Regions from separate parts of the Homo sapiens genome. Here region 1 is linked to region 2. A link is an interaction called in ENCODE POLR2A ChIA-PET data of the cell type or tissue named here. Cell type or tissue: GM12878. All regions are shown on one strand. Links, peaks and the distances in the headings refer to the core of each region. The heading gives the core; the rest is flanking DNA.

What was found. Peaks named below come from ENCODE experiments on the same cell type or tissue, not always from the same donor. Only the 100,000 strongest peaks of a DNase experiment are listed, where the experiment ranks them.
Region 1: POLR2A ChIA-PET joins it to region 2 with 5 read pairs; 3 of 35 experiments call an interaction of 5 or more read pairs at or near these places.

The regions. Positions count from the first base shown.
Region 1 is chr6:154,166,397-154,174,625 of GRCh38, forward strand. It overlaps IPCEF1 (interaction protein for cytohesin exchange factors 1), which reads right to left. Exons shown (of 12, transcript NM_001130700.2): 11 at 1,524-1,717. It also overlaps a transcript of OPRM1 not described here. Among named protein-coding and RNA genes, the nearest start is that of OPRM1, 130 kb to the left of the region's middle. In GM12878, for the core only: no CTCF peak of the experiment used is centred there; no DNase peak of the experiment used is centred there.
Region 2 is chr6:154,235,771-154,243,999 of GRCh38, forward strand. All of the region lies in intron 5 of IPCEF1 (interaction protein for cytohesin exchange factors 1), which reads right to left. It also overlaps a transcript of OPRM1 not described here. Among named protein-coding and RNA genes, the nearest start is that of IPCEF1, 120 kb to the right of the region's middle. RefSeq lists a silencer at 3,692-3,892. In GM12878, for the core only: no CTCF peak of the experiment used is centred there; a DNase peak (open chromatin) is centred at 3,833; H3K4me3 peaks cover 686 bases; H3K27ac peaks cover 648 bases.

The DNA.
Region 1 (8,229 bases), core at 2,187-6,186, 69 kb before region 2:
CACATGCTCTCCGCGGCCTCTACTTCCTGCTTCTCCCAACGTGGAACTACAGCTTATTATCCGTTGACAGACATTCCATTTCCTTGAATGTCCTTCCCTTGGTATTCATTTCTTCCTGACTCACGGATTTCGTGACAGTGTTCCTAATGCCTCCAGTAATCCACTGTCCCCCTTGGACCACCAAAGCACCCTGAGCACATCTCAACCAGAGTATTTTTGCACTTCATTTTAATCATGTATTTGTTTTCCTCTGTTTCTACACCGGTAGAGTCCATTCAATGGTCCCAGTCACCTAGAATAGTGGCTGGTACATAGTAAGAGTCAGGAAATACTTGCTCAATGAAAACTTTACTCACTCATATCAGCTATCACAGACAAAGAAGACAGTAAAATCCCAACACGCTATGACATATTACATTGAATAATCAAATATATTCATCAGCTTCGTACATACTGTGAAATGGCGGCCAGTGATATCTTTTATTATCGATAAAAATTTTAATATTAAATAAGAGTGAATTTCTCTGCATTTGTATTATCTTTGTATAATTAAAATTTACTTTCTTTTTCCATTCTGGCCTCATTTTTGTAGCCTTTTAGGGTGTTCAGATGTTCTACTGACTAACTGGGACGCCTAAGAGCCACTCAGCCTGCCTTTGTAGCCTTGTCCTTTCAATTGCTGACATTTCTTCCTGGAAAATGACTTAAGTTCTTAATGCCAAAGGCCACAGACAAAACAAAATTCACTTACAGAATCTATCAAAGCTTTTCAGATAAATCGTCTGCTAAATCAGGAGCATTTTACAAAGTATCCTGGCCTCCACCTGTTCATGTTATAATCTAAATGTGAAAGCAGGACACTTTTGTTATGAAGAACCATTTCAGCTCAGGGAGGGCCTGAAAATAGCTTCAGTACTTCCTGTACACTTTCCCTTATTCCCATTGTGAAAACATCTGCTGGTCTATTACCACAGAGTGTGTACTTCCCACTGTCGGGCTCTCATGGTGCTCCTTGGCTGCAGTGCCCACAGCTGACAATCACTACATCTTTGCTGCAGCTGAAATCAAGACATTTCCTTCTGGATGCAGTCCTGAAGACTGGTACCCTTGTATGAATCAGATGAAAATTCGAGATCTTATTTATACGACTGTTTATTCTCACCAGTTGATGATCTCTGTCTCTCATCAACATTTATTGAACCAGGTACTGTGCTAGGTATAAGGGTTAAAAAACAAATTATGCATGGTCCTTGCTGTCCAGAAGCTTAAAATTTGAAATTTTATATCAGAGTGAATGCAAACATCAAGGCCTATTGTGAAAAACTGCCTTGGGCGCTACTGTGTGAATGTCCTAGTGCTTTAAGAACGTCAAGATCATCTTGCCCTATAAAGGTTATATTTACTTTTACAGCCCTTCCCTGCAACCACACAAACATGCTGTGATTAGCAAGAATCTCTCTGCAGAACCAGCCGTTCCTTGCCCCACATCCATAGAGTTCATCCACAATTTGAAATTTTGTTACCTTTAATGTGCTATTCAATGTTCGGATTTTGTGGAGTTTCTCGTTTATAGATGGATTTTTACACCGCTTAACAAAGGATTTTCTCAACTCCTTTTTAGTCGAAGGTCGTCGGTCCCCAAGAGGAGATAGACTAGCTTGCTCTAATGATTTGTACAGCTTCTCCATTTCATCATCTTCAGACACTTTTGTCTCTTCTATTTGAAAAAAAAAAAGAAAGCAGTAACAATAAACCCAGTGAAAAATCAAGGAGAGAACATTCAATACTGTGGTCCCAAGGCACGGCCCCACTGGCACCCTCATCTCAGACTTCTCTCCGGAACTGAAAGACAATAAATGTTTGCTGTCTAAGCCACCCAGTTTGCGATACTTTGTTACTGCAGAGCCACGTTCCCTGTGAAGGCACCAGGGAAGGAGTTATTCCAAGCCTCTCTCCTGGCTTCAAGTGGTTTTTTGGTTTGTGGCAGTATAACTCCAATATTCACATGGGGTGTTCCCTGCATGCATGTCTCTGTGTCCAAACTCCCCCTATTTATGAGGGTATCAGTCATGTTGGATTAGAAACCTGCCCTATTAACTCATCTTAACTAGTTAAATCTGCAACAACCCCATTTCCCAATAAGGTCACATTCTGAGGTATTAGGGGTTAGGACGTCAACATACGAATTTTATTAATTAATTAATTAATTTTATTATTATTTTTTTTGAGACGGAGTTTTACTGCTGTTGCCCAGGCTAAAGTGAAATGGCACAATCTTGGCTCACTGAAACCTACACCTCCCAGGTTCAAGTGATTCTCCTGTCTCAGCCTCCCAAGTAGCTGGGATTACAGGCACCTGCCACCATGCCCGGCTCATTTTTATATTTTTAGTACAGACAGGGTTTCACCATGTTGCCCAGGCTGGTCTTGAACTCCTGACTTTGGGTGATCCGCCCACCTTGGCCTCCCAAAGTGCTGGGATTACAGGTGTGAGCCACCACGCCCAGCCCAACATATGAATTTTAGAGGGACACAATTCAACCCATACATAGTCCACCCTCCGGCCTCCTAAATTCATGTGTTTCTCACGTGCAATATATTCACCTCATCCCAACAACTCCAAAAGTCTTAACCCATTCCACCATCAACTCTAAGACCAAAAGCTCACCCAAATATCATCCAGGCTGGGTGTGGTGGCTCACGCCTGTAATCCCAACACTTTGGGAGGCCAAGGCAGGAGGATCGCCTGAGCTCAGGAGTTTGAGACCACACTTGACAACATGGTAAAACCCGTTGTCTACTAAAATACAAAAAATTAGCTGGGTGTGGTGGTGCGTGCCTGTCATCCCAGCTACTCAGGAGACTGAGACACGAGAATCACTTGAGCCTGGGAGGTGGAGGTTGCAGTGAGCTGAGATCACACCACTGCACTCCAGCCTGGGCTACAGAGTGAGACTCTGTCACACACACACACACAAAATATCATCTAAACCAGGTATTGCTGAAACTCAGTGGGGGAGTGATTCATCCTGAGACAAAATTCATCTCCATCTTTAAACCCATGCAAGTCGACAAATATCTGCTTCTAAAACACAGTGTGGGACAAATAAGCCCTAGCAAATTATACACATGCTAAAGTTTGAGAACTACTGCCCTAGATGATTGCTTAATGTCCTTCCCAGAACTACCCTTGGAGAGAAGAAACCTGTCTGTGGTCTGTGGTTTTGAGTAGAAAGTGATCATTCCTCATCTTGCCACACAGACTCCATCTCCCTTCCTAACCACACTTTGCCAGCCTCGGCCCACATGATTGCAGTGAAGCCACTCCACCACAGGATCTACTGGGGACCATGTGGACTAGACGAGGCCAATGGCAGTTCCACCATTCTGGCCACAGTCACTGATTCAGAGATAAACATGTGCCTCTGGTCAGGCCATTTGGGGCCAAGGAGACTCAGTTCCAAGACTTTGGAGTATCAGATAAGTAATCTCTCTTTTTTCTTAAGCTGAATGTTGTGATAGTGTGAGCTGGAAGTTTCCAGGAAGTATCCCAAGAATAATGATATGGAAGCCAACCCATTCTGAGACACAGATCTTGATGATACCGTTGGAGCCCTCTCAGCCTGTGGGAGCTAATATGTTACCCATGTTAAGCTACCCTGGCTTTGGTTTCCAATCATATGCACCTGGAAGGGCCTCAAATGATACAGAGGTTACTCAAAGAAAATCTTCATCCTTTGATGTTGCTTTAATTTCTCACTAAGAACGTTAGTCTATTTTTCCTTTATTCCTTGGAAGAAAGCTTGGGAAAGAAATACAATGAGATTTCTTTTTCCACCACATACTCCTTAATGTTTATATGTTTCACTTCCTGTCCAAAGAACCAGCTTGAAAGAGGACTCTATAGAAAGTATGGCATTAGAGGAACTAGAAAAACAGCCTCTCCATAGGGTGGAGAAAAGCATATAATGGTGACCTAGGAGCATCAAAACCAAGCAAACTTCACATGCCTTAGAGTTTACTCCTCTACGATTAGAAACCTTTATGCAAGAATTAGTTTCCCCTATCCATCCCAGAAAGTCACCAATACTCTTTCATAAAACAGAAAGCAAAGATGATGCACTCACTTCATAGCTGACTTAAAATGTTCATCAGCACAACCTCCTTTTTCTCTACCAAACCGTCTCACAAAAGGGAAGAAAATACTCAAAACTACATCTGAAGACAATTAGACTTTTGGCTCACACCGTGTGCAGACATCAAAAGTGGGCTTTTGTCAATAAGCACATGAAAAGATGCTCAGTATCATCAGTCATGAGGGAAATGCAAGCCAAAACCATCATGAGATGTCCCTTCACACCCAGGGTGGCTACAATTAAAAAGACAGACAGTAGTAAGTGTGGATGAGGATGTGGATAAATTGGAACCCTCATACATTGTTAGTGGGAATGTAAAACAGAGCTGCTACTTTTATTTTATTGTTTATTTTTTAAAGACAGGGTCTTGGTCTATCACCTGGGCTGGAGTGCAGTGGCATGATCATAGCTCATTGCAGCCTTGAACTCCTGGACTCACTAGATTCTCCTGCCTCAGCCTCTCAAGTAGCTGGGACTACAGGTGCATGCCACCATGCTCAGCTAATTGAGTTGCCACTTTAGAAAATAGTTTGTCCATTTCTCATGGAGTTTAGCATGTGCCCCAGCAATTACACTCCTACATAAATACCCAAGAGAATTGAAAACATATATTCACACAAAAATTGTACATGAATGTTCACGGCAGCATTATTCATAACAGACTCAACTTGGGAAGATCCTAAATGTTCATCAGCTGATGAAAGGATAAACAAAATGTGGCATTTGCATGTGACAGAATAGTATTCAATAATTAAAATAAATACTCAGTTGTCCACAATACTTCAACATGGGTGAACCTTGAAAACATTTTGCTAAGTAAAAGAAGCCAGTCACAAACAACCACATATTGCGTGATTCCATTTATATGAAATGTCCAGATTAGATGAACCCACAGAGACAGAAACCAGAATAATAATTGCCTGGGGTCTGGGAGGGGACAAGCAGGAGTGGAGAATGGCAGCTAATGTGTAAGGATTTCTTTTTGTGATGCTGAAATGTTCCAAAATTAGATTGTGATGACAGCTGCACAATTCCAAATATACTAAAAACCAATGAACTGTACACTTTCATGTGTGAATGTTATGGTATGTGAAATATATCTCAATAAAACTATAAAAAGTAGTCATTTATGAGATTGTCATGAGAGCTGATGCTACATAGCAGAAATACTAAGCATGGCCACAGTCATGGGGTCAAGCTGGAGACACTGGAAAGTCTTAAAGAAGTTAAGTGGAAAGAAATCTGACTCCTGAAGGGGGGCATTAGGATTGAAGACTTAGAGTTTTCAGTTTTAAGACACAGTAATTTTACATGTCCTTTTACTTTTTAAAAAAATACAGCTAACAAGGTAGAATTCTACTTAGATTAAGGCATAAACACATAGCTTTCAATACCACAGTATTTTTGAATTAAGGAATATATGTTTAACAAACATCAACAAGCAAACCAAACAAGAGTATGACAAAGATAAATAGAATGGTTTCTTTACATTTCTCTGTGTTCACCAAGTAGCTACATTGTGCTACTAAAGATTGTGATAGAAAACAACTTACCAATTGAGCCACTAAAAGAAAAAAATATTTTTGACTAAAACATTTTGTTTGTAATTATGTCACAGTAAAAATTATTATCATTGCTTCCAAGATAGCCAAATAGGAACAGCTCCAGTCTACAACTCCCAGTGAAATCAATGCAGAAGACAGGTGATTTCTGCATTCCCAACTGAAGTACCTGGTTCATCTCATTGGGACTGGTTGGACAGTGGGTGCAGCCCATGGAGGGTGAGCTGAAGCAGGGCTGGGTGTCACCTCACCTGGGAAACACAAGGGGTCGGGGGATTTCCCTTTCCTAGCCAAGGGAAGCCATGAGTAACCGTACCTGGAGGAATGATACACTTCTACCCAAATACTGTGCTTTTCCCACAGTCTTCGCAACCAGCAGACCAGGAGATTCCCTCCCATGCCTGGCTCGGTGGGTCCCACACCCATGGAGCCTTGCTTGCTGCTAGCACAGCAGTCTGAGATTGTCCTGGGATGCTGGAGCTTGGCAAGGGGAGGGGCATCCACCATTGCTGAGGCTTGAGTAGGTGGTTCTATGCTCACAGTGTAAACAAAGCAGCAGGGAAGCTCGAACTGGGCGGAGCCCACTGCAGCTCAGCAAGGCCTGCTGCCTCTCTAGATTCCACCTCTGGGGGCAGGGCATATCTGAACAAAAGGCAGCAGACAACTTCTGCAGATTTAAGTGTCCTTGCCTGACAGCTCTGAAGAGAGCAGTGGTTCTCCCAGCACGGCATTCGATCTCTGATAACGGACAGACCACTTCCTCAAGTGGGTCCCTGACCCTCATGTAGCCTGACTGGAGCCTCACCTCCCAGTAGGGGCTGACAGACACCTCATATCAGTGGGTGCCCCTCTGGGGCAAAGCTTCCAGAGGAAGGATCAGGCAGCAATACTTGCTGTTCTGCAGCCTCCGCTGGTGATACCCAGGCAAACAGGGTCTGGAGTGCACCTGCAGCAAACTCCAACAGACGTGCAGCTGAGGGTCCTGTCTGTTACAAGGAAAACTAACAAACAGAAAGAAATAGCATCAACATCAACAAAAAGGAAGTCCACATCAAAACCCCATCCGTAGGTCACCAACACCTAAGACCAAAGGTAGATAAAACCTCAAAAATGGGGAGAAACCAGAGTGGAAAGGCTGAAAATTCCAAAAACCAGAACACCTCTTCTCCTCCAAAGGAACACAACTCCTCACCAGCAAGGGAACAAAACTGGATGGAGAATGAATTTGATGAGTTGACAGAAGTAGGCTTCAGAAGGTGGGTAATAACAAACTTCTCTGAGCTAAAGAAGCATGTTCTAACCCATTGCAAGGATGCTAAAAACCTTGAAAAAAAGATTAGATGAATGACTAACTAGAATAGCCAGTGTAGAGAAGAGTTTAAATGATCTTTTGGTGCTGAAAACCACAGTACAAGAACTTCGTGAAGCATACACAAGCTTCAACAGCCGATTCAATCAAGTGGAAGAAAGGGGATCAGTGATTGAAGATCAAATTAATGAAATAAAGTGAGAAGACAAGATTATAGAAAAAAGAATGAAAAGAAACGAACAAAGCCTCCAAGAAATATGGGATTATGTGAAAAGACCAAATCTACATTTGATTGGTGTAACTGAAAGTGACGGGGAGAATGGGACCAAATTGGAAAACACTCTTCAGGATATTATCCAGGAGAACTTCCCCAACCTAGCAAGGCAGGTCAACATTCAAATTCAGGAAATACAGAGAACGCCACAAAGATACTCCTTGAGAAGAGCAACCCCAAGACACATAACTGTGAGATTCATCAAGGTTGAAATGAAGGAAAAAATGTTAAGGGCAGTCAGAGAGAAAGGTTGGGTTACCTACAAAGGGAAGCCCATCAGACTAACAGTGGATCTCTCGACAGAAACCCTACAAGCCAGAAGAGAGTGGGGGCCAATATTCAACATTCTTAAAGGAAAGAATTTCCAACCCAGAATTTCATATCCAGCCAAACTAAGCTTCATAAGTGAAGGAGAAATAAAGTCCTTTACAGACAAGCAAATGCTGAGAGATTTTGTCACCACCAGGCCTGCCTTACAAGAGCTCCTGAAGGAAGTACTAAACATGGAAAGACACAACTGGTACCAGCCACTGCAAAAACATGCCAAATTGTAAAGACCATCAATGCTAGGAAGAAACTGCATCAATTAATGGGTGAAAAAACTAGCTAGCATCATAATGACAGGATCAAATTCACACATAACAATATTAACCTTAAATGTAAATGGGCTAAATGTCCCAATTAAAAGACACGGACTGGCAAATTGGATAGAGTCAAGACCCATCAGTGTGCTATATTCAGGAGACCCATCTCACGTGCAGAGACACACACAGGCTCAAAATAAAGGGAAGGAGGAAGATCTATCAAGCAAATGGAAAGCAAAAAAAAAGCAGGGGTTGCAATCCTGGTCTCTGATAAAACAGACTTTAAACCAACAAAGATCAAAAGAGACAAAGAAGGGCATTACATAATGGTAAAGAGCTCAATTCAACAAGAAGAGCTAACTAT
Region 2 (8,229 bases), core at 1,730-5,729:
GGCCAATAAGCACATGCGAAAGTTGCTCAAGGTCACTAGTCATTAGGAAAAGGCAAATCAAAGCCACCGTGTGATGGTACCTCACAGCCATTAGGATGGCGACTGTAAATAATTAATTAATTAAGTGACAAGCACTGTTGAGGATGTAGAGAAAATGGAACCCTTGTGTTCCAGTTCTATGGTTGGGAATGTAAAACAGTGTAGCTGCTATGCAAAATAGCATGGTAGCGCCTCAAAAACAATTAAGATAGAACTACCATATGATCCAGCAATTCCACCTCTAGGTATAAAACCAAGGGAATTGAAAGCAGAGTCTCATCTCTATTGTGAATATTGGCATTATTCACAATAGCCAAAAGGTAGAAGCGACCCAAGTGTCTGTCAACAAATATGAGTCAATAAACAAAATGTGGTACACACATCAAGGGGATAAGATTCAGCTTAAAAAGGAAGACAATTCTGAGACCTGCTACCACATGGATGAACCTTGAAGACATTATGCTAAGTAAAATAGGCCAGTCACAAAAGGATAAATATTGTATGATTCCACTTATAGGAGGGAACTACAGTAGTCAAATTCGTAGAGACAGAGAGGAGAATGGTGGTTGCCAGGGACTGGGAGGAGAAGGAATGGAGACTTATTATTTAATAGGTACAGAGTCTCAGTTTTGCAAGACGAAAAGAGTTCTGGAGATGGATGATGCTGACGGTTGCACAGTAATAAGAAATTAAGCAATGCCACTCAACTGTACCCTTAAAAATGGCTAAGATGGTAAACTTCATTAAAAAACATTTAATTTTAAAGCTACTACTCTGAAATCGTTATTTGTCAGTGAAGAATGAAAATGCATTTTCCAAGGTAAGTTTTACAAGATTCAAGGTGTGAAAATATCAGTGGCTGACCTGCTGTTAATGAGCACCATCTCTTTCACAGGTAACAGACATCTATTCATGCTTCTGTTGAACAGACATAGAGGCGAGGCCCAGAGATGGTGGGTGGTTTGCCTAGATTGTCAAGGAGCCTCAGCATCAGGGTAGAATCAGGGTAGAATTAAAATTGGGTGCGTTCTCTTTCAAGGGAATGTAGAGATTCTACATTGTGAGCCCAGGGTTATCTTCCCCTGCAGCGTGCCTTTTCCTTGCATCTTTTTTAAAGACATCGTTTCAAACATGTTTCCCTAAATTCTGACTCCTTACAGAAATATTCAATATTTGTTTAAACTTTCCTCTCTATGGTTTCCTTTTGAAATCTTCTTGAAACATGCTCTATGGAAGATTAAACACAGCAGCACAGTGACAGATGAGTCTATCAATTAGCTTGTCTGTAGAAGAAGCAGCTGGAACCTGACCCTTAAAAGAGCTTGCTCCAGACAGATGATAAATCTTCAAATAAAGACTTCTCAGGAAAATCCTCAAACCTAATGAAAAGTTCAGCTCATCCCATGGGCCACTTGGCATTCTGTTGCTTGGGAAATGTGCCCACACCCTCACCATTAACTCATGTGTTAACTGAACTCTTCCTCCAGGGTGGAAAACGCTGTATTGACAAGTACCCAATGTCTTCTAGTCCATTCCCATCTTGTAGCTTAAAATCATCCTTTACACGGGGTCGGTAGGTGTATTTTTGGACTTTCTTACACAGGACAGATCATAGTCACTGAGAAAAACCATTCCTGGTATCTGAAAATTCCTAGCACAATTCTCCTGCATCCTAAAATCTCAATATTTAGGCAAACACATTGCTTTTGTTTGTATACATTCCTTTGATTTTTTAAATATTGCTTTTAGCTGCACTCAATCTTCTCAAAGTAGCTTTGAATAATATAGAGATAGTGTTCTTGGTCAACATTTACTTGCAAGAAAATAGACGCATAGACATTTGCATCACTGACTTAGAGCTACAAGACCTCATAATAAAGTACAGGATTAGAATCCAGGTGCCATTTGTCCCTTATACCATGCTGCCGAAATCCACCTTACTGCTGGCTTGCTTCAAGAATGATGAAATTATATACACACACATATACATATGTATGTTTATACACATGCATATCTATATATATGTTAATATTTATACACATACATATCTATATATGTGTCAATACTTATACATTTATGCACTATAAATATCAATTCAATATATATCAATTTATTTTTAAGTTAGTGTGTGTGCACTTATGTACTCTATTTCCTGTTAACGATTTTAAACGATTTTAGGATAAAAGCCATTTTTGATTTTAGATTCTATGCATTGGCAAATCAACTATCATATATGCATATATAATTCTTACAGCCATCAGAAATGATGTTGTGGATATACATGTATCAACATGGAAATATGTTTCTATGTATTACTTAGTGAGACAATCAAGTGACAACAGCATCATGTATGATATTATTTTATTTTTGTAAAACATAGAAACAAATGCTTGGAAACACATACAACAAAATGTCTAAACTCGTGCCATGGTGGTAGGAACCTTTATTTATTTATTTATTTTTTAGATGGAGTTTCACTCTTGTTGCCCAGGCTAGAGTGCAATGGCGCTGTCTCGGCTCACTGCAACCTCTGCCTCCCAGGTTCAAGCGATTCTCCTGCCTCACTCTCCCAAGTAGCTGGAATTACAGGCATGCACCACCATACTGGGCTAATTTTGTATATATATATATATTTTAATACAGACAGGGTTTCTCCATGTTGGTCAGGCTGGTCTCAAACTCCCGACCTCAGGTGATCTGCCTGTCTTGGCCTTCCAAAGTGCTGGGATCATAGGCATGAGCCACTACACCCGGCCAAGCCTGTATGATCTTAATTCATTTATTTCTCTCTGTGTGTTTGCTTCCATGTCTGTCTTCTTTTTTTATTTCGCTTACTTCTATTTTCAAATTTTTCCTATGAGCACATACTACTGTATAACCTTTTTTATAATTTTTATTTTTATTTTTAGCTGTTTTTTAAGAGATGGGGTCTCACCATGTTGACCAAACTGGTCTCAAACTCCTGGCCTCAAGTGATCCTCCCATCTCAGCTTCCCAAAGTGCTGGGATTACAGGCGTGAGCCACCATGCCTGGCCCTATTGTATAATCTTTTAAAGCATTTTTCAGTTACTTTAAATTTCCAAAAAGTAAAAAGTTGGATTCTATATTGTTGTTTTTTTTAAAAAAAAAAAGAAGTTGTGGAAACACCGACAAAAGTACTATGCACTGTCCACCAGAGAAAAGAAGGAAGCTGTATCCCCTGAGTGGGCATTTCACTGCTGTGAGCTAAGAAGACTGTCCTCTAAAATACCTCAGCCATGGCATTCACTCTGGCAATGCCCAAGCATATCACTGCCTTCTGAGAACAAGACAAAAGAAACCAACATTTCCTGGCTCTCGGTGTTCCACAGTTAATTTTGAAAAGTTTGGAAAGAATTTAAAGGAAAATAATATTGGCAACATGAGCAATTGTTCCCACATTACAACAAGAAGTTATTGAGAACTGCCCATCCCAACTACAGATAATGTGGCCATAAAGCTATGACAGGGGAACCATTATTTTAGAAATACATTCAAGGATCTGCAAAGGAAAATAATTGTTAGAACACAATAATACATTATAGACAATAAATAAACTAAATGTCCATTTAAAAATTCATTTCCACACATGTGAAATTAGAATGTCAGAAGTAACAGAATTCAAGAAAGTCCTCAATCATTCTAACATTTAGGTTTCCAAATGTTAACTAAGCAAGCATTTTTACCCCTTTGATCCATGAGTCATTGTCTTGCGGTAAACCGGTCACCTACAGCTGCTGAAATGTCACGTTTTGCCCTGTCCAGACATGTCAACATTCCACCTTCTCATTCTCCTTTCTAATGCAAATTCTAGGAACCCATATGTTGGCCAAAAGTTCATCAATTTCACATGGTTAGTTTGAATTGTCTTCACTGAAGAAACTTTTTTTTTTGAGACGCAGTCTCGCTCTGTCACCCAGGCTGGAGTGCAGTGATGTGATCTCGGCTAACTGCAACCTCCGCCTCCCATGTTCAAGCAATTCTCTTGCCTCAGTCTCCCAAGTAGGTGGGACTACAGGCATATCCACCACGCTTGGCTAATTTTTATATTTTTAGTAGAGGGGGGTTTCACCATGTTGGCCAGGCTGATCTTGAACTCCTGACCTTCAGTGATCTGCCCACCTCAGCCACCCAAAGTGCTGGGACTACAGGCGTGAGCCACAGCACCCAACCTTGAAGAAACATTTCAAAACATTGGAATTTTGTTTGGGATACGCTCAGAGGCTGGTTCTTGGCTAAGACAATAAATATAGAGTTCAAATAAATTAAAAGCCCATAATTCTCATTTTGGTAGAAGTCTGGGAACACATCAGTGTTCAATAATAATGCTCAATTTAATTAGTTAATTCATACAACTAATTGATAATTAAGTAATGTAATAATTAAGCAATTCCTTCAAAAAATACTGGTACATGCTCTGTACCTGCCAACTTCTAGGATACAGAAACACAGTTTAAATCAGACAAGTAAAGAATACGTCCTCTGCTGCTTATGTTGTAGCTGGGGGAGAAAGAATATAATAAGCTATGACTAATGTATTCATAAATTCCTATAAAATTTTTTTGAATCTATTGTAAACTCACTCAGACATTTTCCAAAATGTATGCTAATCTATGCCTACTGATGAAAGGTTCAGAAGACTTAATGTCACTTTCCCAGGGAAAATTAATCTGTTCTTTATTTTTCTTGAGCTGAAAAAAAAAAAGGTACTCTATATTTACTGAAACTTGCAGAATAGCTGTCTCATGAAAAGAGAAAATTTTGACTTTCAAGTAACATTTTCTACATGGGTAATTCTGCCCAATGTAAAAAGTGATTAGATCTTCACTATAGAGATTCTCATAAAACTGATTTCAAGAAATATGCCTTCCAAAGATAAGAGCCTCTGAAATTCACATGAAGTGTGCATGCAGCTAGAGATGGAACACATCTCATGCAGACAGTTACTTCAATCCCCAAACATGCAAAACTTTCACAATTCAGAAAGCAAAGGAGAAACACAATCACAATTGTACAGACATATTGGGGCCTCAAAGAACATTAAAGTCTCTGTAATATATACAAAACCAGATATTAACCTACAAACCTCTTCAGTTTGTCTAAAGTTTTTATGAAATAGATAGTTGGGGCCAGGTGCGGTGGCTCATGCCTGTAATCCCAGCACTTTGGGAGACTGAGGCGGGCAAATCATGAGGTCAAGAGATCGAGACCATCCTGGCCAACATGGTGAAACCCCGTCTCTACTAAAAATACAAAACTTAGCTGGGCGTGGTGGTGCACGCCTGTAATCCCAGCTACTCAGGAGGCTGAGGCAGGAGAATCGCTTGAACCCGGGAGGCGGAGGTTGCAGTGAGCCGAGATCGCGCCACTGCACTTCAGCCTAGCAACAAAGTGAGACTCCATCTCAAAAAAAAAAAAAAAAAAAAGAGAGAGAGAGAAACAGATAGTTGGATGATTCATTTTTTCTAGTCAAGGCTCAGGGGCCTCAAGCTTCCTTGAACTGGTGATGCAATGGCACACATGGTGTCAATAAATGAAAACTAAAAAACACAAGTATCTAATAATTTTATACAAAGAAACAATGTACAAAACTAAAATACACCAAAAAAGTAAGCGACGGTGAATCTAAATGAAATTCCACCCTTCTTACTCACAAACTCTTTGTCCCTCAATTTTCATATTATTTTCCCAGTCTCCCCAGGCTCTAAAACTTGGAATCATGCTTATTTTAGCCTCAAATTTTTTGTGTCTTATATCCAAGCGTTCTTCATACCTCACCCCTTTTTATTTGCGTAGTGCGCCCTACATTCTCACTGTTGGCACTCTAGTCCAGGAGCTCATGTCTGAACGCCTGCATTTTCTCACCATCTCCTAACTGGCCTTCTGGCAGCTCCCTCACTCTCCAAAACATCCAATCTATTGCTGCTAGGTTCATATTTTTCGCATGCCAATTTCACGAGCTCACCTTCCGGCTCAAGAATAGGCAGTGGCTCCCTACTGCCTGCTGGATCAAACCCACATTCCTACACTATCACTACATGTCTCAGTCCCCCATTCACTGGCCCTAAGTCACCTCTAAATGGAGAAGCTATGCAGCCTGGGGAAAAGAGCCTGGCTTTGTCGTTGGGAAACCTTTGTTTTAAATCCCAGTTCTGCTATTTACTCCTTATGAGACTTTGAGCAAGTTACTTAAATTCCCTGAGCTTCAGTAAACTCCCTTGAAAAATGGGAATAATAAAATCTATCTTGCTCGGCTATTATGAGAATTCAATATAATCGCTAACACAGTGGGTTGGCACAGCTCGTTTATATTTTCATTCCTTTGTTCCCATTAGTCCCCAGAATGCGCATCTCCCACCTCTACTTCTCAAAGATCCTAATAATGTGTTAGCAAAATGAGAGCAGCTGTGCAGGACCTAATCGGAACCTTGGGGCCTTTCTAGCAAATTCAGATTGCTCCTTTTCCCATATCTGTTTTTAAGAATAGAGGTGGAAATCCTTTCCTGGAAAACTATTTTCTGTCAAAATCAGTCCTTACACATGACTCCATTTCTTGAAATTCCCATGGGCAACGTAAATGCCGAAGATTCTTAATTCTTATTTATATATGAAATTAAGAACTATTAATTGAGAGCCTATTAACTGTCAGACACAGAGTAAGTTGCTGAAGATATACCCATGATCTTCTCCTACAGAAATGATCAATTATGGAAAACAGCAAGTCTGACAAGCAAGTACTCAAAAAAGAGGACAAGCATGATAGTAAGAAAAGTATAGGCCAAGTGCGGTGGCTCACATCTGTAATCCCAGCACTTTGGGAGGCCAAGGCAGGTGGATCACTTGAGGTCAGGAGTTCGAGACTAGCCTGGCCAAGGTGGTGAAACCTTGTCTCTACTAAAAATACAAAAATTAGCGGGGCATGGTGGCGCACACCTGTAATCCCAGCTACTCAAGGAGGCTGAGGCATGAGAATCGCTTGATCCTGGGAGGCAGAGGTTGCAGTGAGCCGAGATAACACCATTGTACTCCAGCCTGGGCCATAGAGCAAGACTCCGTCTCAAAGAAAAGAAAAGAAAAGTATAGGCCACTCAGGCAGCAGAGAGAGGAAGCCAAATTTAGGTCAAAGGAGAAGGTACGTGCCTCTAGAAGAAGGCTATTTAAGCTAAAATTTGACCTATAAGGAGGGATAAGTTTGATGGAATTGGATAGGAGAAAGACTTCAGGGCATGGAGACAGAGTTTTCTGAGCAGAGAAACAGCATATGCGAAGGCTTAGAGAGAGCCAGCCCACGTGCTAACAGGAATTGAAAGAAGTGCCATCTTTAACTGGGTAGGGCTGACAAGTGTGAGGAAATAAGAAAGGTTACCAGTTAAGGTGATTCCCACAAACCAGGAAGTGAACGTGTACCTTCTTGTAAGGGCAAGGGAAAACAAAACTGTGGATTTTAAATCCAAGATTTTACCAGCTTGGATTTCTACGGCTGTTAAACTTGCATATGGTTTTGTAGGACTTGTGTGCCGCGTCACACTAAGCACATACTCTGTGGCGTGAAAAATGGCAGATGAGCCTCTGGACTTGACCTTTCTCAATGAATTCTAGGTAGTATAGTTTGAAGTAGCAACGTGTGGTGAAAGAAAAAGGTAGACTATGCATTGGGTAACTGGGTAGCAATAGCATAAAACAGAAGAGAGGTGAGGCTGGTCTTCCCAGGCAGTGTCAGGCAATGACGGAGAGAGAAAAGCAAAGGGATTCAATGACAATGAGATCACATGTAATTTCAAAGGAGAGTTGCCCTAAATTTCATTTCCAGAGCTGTTCTCTCAGAACCCGTTGAAGGCAGAAAACAGGGTGGTCTTAATTGTGTCATGTATCCTGGCCCGAGAGGGAGTCGGATTGGCATGCTGTAAGTCATGGGTTTAGGAGTCCAAGGGACCTGAATGTGAATCTGTTTTTTTCCATTTACTCCCATGTGACTTGGGACAATTGACGCAATCTCTCTGCATTTCAGTCTATCCCACTTTCAAAATGTGGAGACAACTACTACCTCTCAGGGTGATTTTGAGGAGTAAATGAGAGCATATATGCAAGGTACCTTGAATCACCTACCTTGGCCTAGAGTAGACACTAAGTAACAGGTGGCTCTTCCTAAGATGCTATGGACTCTGCTACCT